2 separate regions of the Homo sapiens genome follow, and region 1 is linked to region 2. The links are chromatin contacts, found by Hi-C or POLR2A ChIA-PET in ENCODE. All regions are on one chromosome and are shown on one strand. The core of a region is the stretch at or near the end of the contact, and the rest is flanking DNA. Distances in the headings are between cores, read along the strand shown.

Region 1 (3,099 bases), core at 1-2,500, 95 kb before region 2:
CTCTCTCACATGTGTGCATATTTGGGGTACAAGCTCCTGCACTGGTCTCAAATGGGAACAAGGGTCACAGACAGGTCTCGGGCTTTCTGGATACACCCAGGTGGGAGGGTTCTCCTTGCACCTAGATATAACCCCATCCCCTTCCCCATATAAAGCTTGGGAAAAAGCTGGAGGGAGGCCATGGTGGGTGGGGTGGGCTGGGAGTGGGGGTGGCTGGAGACAGCCCAGTCTGCCACCAGTTTTTGTACAGCCTGTAAGCCTTTACATATTTACATAGTTGAAACAACTGCTGCCCCCCCTGCAAAAAAGCCACCAATATTTTGGGACAAGTAAATATTACATGATATTCAAATTCAGTGTCCATAAACACAGTTTTGTTGGAATCCATCCTCTTCTGCTGGTCTCCTAATAACCTGTGACTGCTTCTTGCTAGTTGGGACAGACGGTGTAGGCCGCGAAGTCTCTAATCTTTACTGTCTGGCCTTTACTGAAAGGCTTGCCCATCTCCTACCTGAACCCTCCTGACCACAGACAGGGAGGTGAGTGGGGCCAGCTGTCCGGCCACTGCCCTTAGAGACCAGCCAAATAGAATTAGAGTTTCTCCAGTTTCGGGCTATATATTTGGTCCTCCCCAGACTCTGGGAATACCACCATGGAGCTGGGGGCCAGGCGTGGGGCTCCATCCCTCCCCCCTAAACCTGGAGGGAGGGCCCGCCCTCGAGTGGGCAGGGCCTGGAAGAGGAGAGGCCTCCTAAGGGGCGGTGGGCTCAAGAAGGCTGCGCAGGTGTTTGTGCCCCGACCGGGTGGGCCTGAGGTCCTGCCTCAGCCCTCCCTTACCTTCCTCCGATTCAGGAGCAGAGGAGGAAACGTTCGCTGTCCCTCCTGCCGCCTCCCAATAGTCCTCCCTCTGAGGGCGCTGTCTCCCTCGCACTGCTCCCTACCCAGGGTCCTGTCTCAGCCCAGCCCCCGGCTCCCCTCCTCCCGCCTTCGGGAGGCCAGGCCTTCCTTCCCCTTCGCCCCGGCTTCCAGGCCCCGGGTCCCGGCCGCCCCGCCCCCGGGCCGCGTAGCCCTCCCGCCGCTCACCTGTGCCCACAGGTGTCACCGCACCCGCTGCCCTGCGCCGCCCTCCCCGCCCGCGGGGCTCCCCGTCGCCGTCGGCTCCCCGGCGATGCCAGCCAGCCCCGATGCCCAGCCTGGGACTGGGATCGAGCGGCCCGCGGGAGCCGGGCAGCGCGGGTCCGGGCGAGGAGGGCGGGGACCGGGCTGGCCCCTCCCTACCGCCAGCACCGCTCGGGGCAGAGGGGCAGAGGGGCGGGGCCCTGGGGACCGAGCAGCCCCCGCCCTCACGCAGCCACCGCCTTCCCCGGAGAGGACAGCTCACGTGGCGGTGCCCTCCTTTCCCCTTTTCGGTCGCACCTGAACTCGACACCCGCCGGCCGAGCGGGAGGGCTGGGACCGCGCGCCCTCCACTCCGGGCCAGACCCCCGCGAGGCGCTGCAGTAATGAGGGCTGAGTAAGGGGCGGGGCGCCGCCGGGGGAGGCGGCGAGGGTGACAACCTGTGGCAGGCACCCCTCTCTCCTGCTGGTCGCGGCGAGTGGCCGGCCGTCCGGTCCTCCCCCTGCCTCGGCCTAGACCCCTAAGCAGGCAGGGAGCCCGCCTGCCAGCTGGAGGGGCAGGGGGCCCCGTCGCTGTGTGGAGTCCAAAGTGTGAGCCTTATCTCTCAGAGGACCGGCTGGCCTGCCTGGTGGAAGGTGATACTGGAAGGCTATCCTGGACTTTGCCTTTGCTCCAGGGATAGGCAGCTGAGGCCTGACCCGCACTTCTCCTATGACCTAAGACTCAGGTGGGGGCACCCTCCCAGTTCACCTGCAAATAAGCCCACTCCCGGCTACACCAGGGTCACCCAGCCCTTGCGGTGGCTGCTAAAATAGATGCTGTGGGGCCAGGCGCGATGGCTCACGCCTGTAATCCCAACACTTTGGGAGGCCGAGGCGGGCGGATCACAAGGTCGGGAGATGGAGACCAGCCTGGCCAATATGGTGAAACCCCGACTCTACTAAAAATACAAAAATTAGCTGGGCATGGTGACGGGCGCCTGTAGTCCCAGCTACTTGGGAGGCTGAGGCGGGAGAATCGCTTGAACCTGGGAGGTGGAGGTTGCAGTGAGCCAAGACAGCACTACTGCACTCCAGCCTGGGCAACAGAGTGAAACTCCATCTCAAAAAAAAAAAAAAAAAAAAAGAAAGAAAAAGAAAAAGATGCTGTGGAAGGACTGACACATGCTGGGCATTGCATGAAAGGACCATACTTTATTTTCTTTATTTTTAAAATTTATTTTTTAAAAAGAAAATAGAGACAATATCTTGCTGTGTGGCCCAGGATGGACTCCAACTCCTGGGTTCAAGCGATCCTCCTGCTTCGGTTTCCCCACCTTTTCACTTCTCCAAATCATGGCACCTCGTCTGACAGAAGCACTGGATATTTGAGATAGAAGTGTCCTGTGGATGTGTGGTCATTATAATCTCACAACCATGAAACCCAAGACCCTGTAGTTGGCAGGTGGCAGGTCTGAGGCTCCCAGCCCCTCACCCTGACTGTGGTCTATTTCCTGCCAATGAACTCAACAGTGATTGATACGGCTCCTTACTTCTTCAGAGCATCCTGAAGTTCAGGAAACACTTTCAGAAGCAGAATCTCCTTGAGTTGCCAGGGGAAAAGGCCTCTATTCCCTTTTCCCATCTAGGCTATGAAACGCATACATGATCAGAGTGTTCTAGTCCTCACTCGGACTCTGGTGACTCTATTTTGTTTGGAGGAGGAATCTATATCTTTGGGCAGTTTCTAATTTTGTATTCCCTGTGTCCATCCTCAAATCTGCCCTCTGGGATTCTCTTTCTCTGAGCTTGCTGTTGTGTGATTGCTCTGCTGGTTCAGAAGTGTCCTCTGTTCCTCCAGCTCCTTGAACCAGCCTGTCTCCTGCTCCTGGCCCAGCTGGTGGTGGGACTAGTTTTCGGGGGTGAAGTCAGGTGGGAAAGGAACTGCAGTGGCAAGAAACCAGAGTGTGCCTAGTTCCTAGCCCTTCCCTCTTCCCATTCACT
Region 2 (3,032 bases), core at 180-2,679:
AGGTCTCAATCTGTCACCCAGGCTGGAGTACAGTGGCACAATCTTGGCTCACTGCAACCTCTGCTTCCCGGGCTCAAGCGATCCTCCTACTTCAGTCTCTCAAGTAGCTGGCACCACAGGTGGAAGCCACCATACATGGCTAATTTTTTTTTTTCTTATTTTTTTTGTAGAGACAGGGTTTCACCGTGTTGCTCAGGCTGGTCTTGAACTCCTGAGCTCAAGCAATCCACCCACCTTGGCCTCCCAAAGCTTGGGATTACAGGTGTGAGCCATGGCACCCAGCCTACCTGGGGGATTTCTAAACATGCACCTGCCTCAGCAATCCCAGGGGACTCTTTGTGCTCCCAGGGATTCTATTGCACGCCTCTGTTGAGAATGACTGGACTGTGATGGATATAAACTTGGGCTCTAATTCTGGCACTGCTACCTAGGAGCTCTCTGACACTACACACTTTCCTCAGCTTCTCTGAACGTTACAGTCCTCGTTTGTGGAAAAAAAACAGTATGATACCTGTCCTGCCTTCAACGTAGGTTGAAGGAGAGGATTAAATAAAGTGATGCATGTAAAACATTCTGAAAACTGTGAAGTGTTACAGCCAGCCGGATTCCATAGGGAAAAAAAATGACAATAATAATAAACCCTGAGAAAGACGTGAGGTGACACTGGGTCAATTCATGGGCCCTCTGTGGACGGCTGTTGTGTCCTCCTGTGATCGGAGAAGGCGGCTGGGTGGCAGCGGGGGAATTTAGGACACTGGGGTTCTGTTTCCTGGTTTGTGTGGGAGTCTGTGTGAGCGCTGGGTAGTGGAGGAAAATGGATAAACTTATCTGCTTCACACCTGCAAACTGCCATCCAGAGCTCCACTAAGACTGGATGGGAATGGCCAAAGGAAAGTGGGGAAGGAAGGCTAAAGGGAGACTGTTGGCTCAGATTTTAGGCTTCTGTCCTTCCTTGGATCACAAACTGCTTCCGTGGGCAAATTAACCCTGCTGAAAGGAGTTATTACAGCAGCAGATAACAGAGAGAGAGGGGATTTTCCTGGGTTGGGCAGGAGAGGAAACCTTGGCCTCTTTATCACCCTCCTTCAATAAGATGCTTGTCAGCCCTGGTTTTTGTTTTTGTCATCTACTAAACTTGGGAGAGCATTAGTCATAGTTGTCCATAGCACCCAGGAAGTAAGCAACACACCAAATACTGGGGATGCAAGTTTCCCACACCAGCAGTTTTCCAGGCCCCAAAATACCAGTCACGCTTTAAGAAAGCCACAGAAGTGGAGATAGGCCCTCCCTCTTCGCACAGACTTCAACATTTAAAAACAAGTCAGGCCACCCAGACCTGTGGGCTCTGGGCCTCGCCCATCTCCATGGCAACCCTTGGCTCACTACTGCATGCCAAGCCTTGGATGGGCTGATTCACTCCTCAGGAAGCCGGGCCAGGCAGTGCCAGCAAGAACAAACAGGATCCCGATGCCCACAGCCTCCTCCAACCCTCTCTGTGTCCTCCTCTCCCACCTCCAAATGAAGGCTGGGGCTGTTGTCTTTGGAAGGGCAAAGCCACTTGGGCAGGACTAGAGGCTTTGGGGTGCTCCCTTATCCAGCTCCACCACACAGTAAACACCGGGAACAAGAAAACCAAAACTCCGCTGTAATCAGCAGAAGAAATTGCCACGACTTGCTCTCCTTAAGCGTCCCAACTAAACTACTGTAATAGCTCATGGCGGAATTTCTAGATGACAACAGGGCATATTACTAACTTTAGTTTTACTACAGCCAAGTTGAAAAGCCCCAGAGATCACAGCCCTAGAGAACCAGAACTCCCTTTTGTAGGTATGACTGGTTGGTCAGGCGCATCCTGGGGGCCATCTCTCCTCTCCAGACAACTTCTGCTCTTGGGACTTCTACCGAGCCACTGTCTGAAGGCAGTGCTCAAACCTTCAGAAATTCTTATCTTCAAAGGCAACCCAGGAAACTCTTCTCTATGCCAGTCCAGCAGCTCTCGAAATGACCCCAGACCAGCAGCAGGATGACCCAGGAACCTGGACATGCAAATTCGCAGTTCCCTCCTAGACTCACTCAGTGAAACTGGAGTGGGACTGGGCCGGCACTCTGTTTTCCAACACCTCCCCAGGTGACTCTCATCACGCTCAAGTTTAAGAACCACTACTCTAGGCCTTCATTTACACACCAATAATCAGGAAGGACAGAGAAAAGCTCTCTCTGGGGGTTCTGAATCCAGAGAATAGCTTTCTAAATGCCAGTGCCGAAAAGCCTGAAGGCATGGATGGGAGGTGTGAGCTTCCTCTGAGCTGGAGGTGCTTTGTGTGTGTTAGGGAGAGCTCACTGCCCAGCCCCACGAGGGAGCAGGACTGGCACCTACTACTTTACACTCCGATCTGGAGAGTGGGGCATTTGGGGGCTCAAATGCTTTGACCAGCACTGTGAGCCACGGGGAGGGAACCTGGGGTCACCCTGGAAATGCGGCATTGTGACCATTAAGGGTGAGGATGCAGAGAGGTGGGAAGGCAGGAAGAGGTAAGAAAGGAGAGAGAACGGCTGGACAACTCTGTGCTGAACCCACTGAGCCAGGAAGTCATGGTAAAGGGCTCAAGTTGGAACCTGCGTTTGGCTCCCAAATGCACATCCACCACCCAGGCCCTGCCTGCGTGAACTCTCCTCTGGTAACAGGCCCTGGTGACTCAGTGGGCCCGTGAGAGGCTCCCACAACCTGCAGCAGGGCACTCCTGGTAAGAACCTCCCCCCTGAATTCTGCAGCCGGCTGTGCTCCCTAGGCCAGCTCGCTGTTATGCATGAGACTGGACTTCTCCTCAAACCTCCCCGAACTCTAGAAAAACAATTTTTTAAAAGAATACACTCAGAGGCTGATGGTCAGGCCTCTGACCTGACCTAGCACTTTGGGAGGCTGAGAGGGGGGCGGAATGCTTGAGCTCAGGAGTTGGAGACCAGCCTGGGCAATATGGTAAAACCCAGTCTCTACTAAAAAATACAAAAACTTAGCTGGGAATGGTGGCACA

What was found. Hi-C counts contacts between places; a loop is a spot of excess contacts on that map. ChIA-PET counts read pairs that join two places held with the same protein, here RNA polymerase II (POLR2A). Pooled maps may share reads with other maps.
Region 1: a map of PC-9 shows a loop between it and region 2 (7-fold over the local background). The contact joins the promoter of PLEKHG6 here to the enhancer-like site in region 2. A Hi-C loop is called at or near these places in 1 of 168 maps with a recorded cell type or tissue (PC-9) and 1 of 50 pooled maps. POLR2A ChIA-PET finds 5 or more read pairs at or near these places in 5 of 52 experiments (Caco-2, GM12878, HCT116 and 2 more).

What each region holds. Positions count from the first base shown.
Region 1 is chr12:6,308,833-6,311,931 of GRCh38, reverse strand. It overlaps PLEKHG6 (pleckstrin homology and RhoGEF domain containing G6), which reads right to left and starts at 1,250. Exons shown (of 16, transcript NM_001384598.1): 1 at 1,084-1,250. RefSeq lists a silencer at 1,304-1,353 and an enhancer at 1,716-2,436.
Region 2 is chr12:6,214,493-6,217,524 of GRCh38, reverse strand. All of the region lies in intron 1 of CD9 (CD9 molecule), which reads right to left. Among named protein-coding and RNA genes, the nearest start is that of CD9, 16 kb to the right of the region's middle. RefSeq lists enhancers at 1,667-2,170, 2,171-2,672, 2,673-3,032 and a silencer at 2,048-2,342. Within about 2 kb of position 1,429, at least 24 of the 41 ENCODE cell types and tissues checked have a DNase peak (open chromatin) inside an H3K27ac peak, as active enhancers do; they include HCT116, PC-3 and PC-9, where a contact is called at or near this core.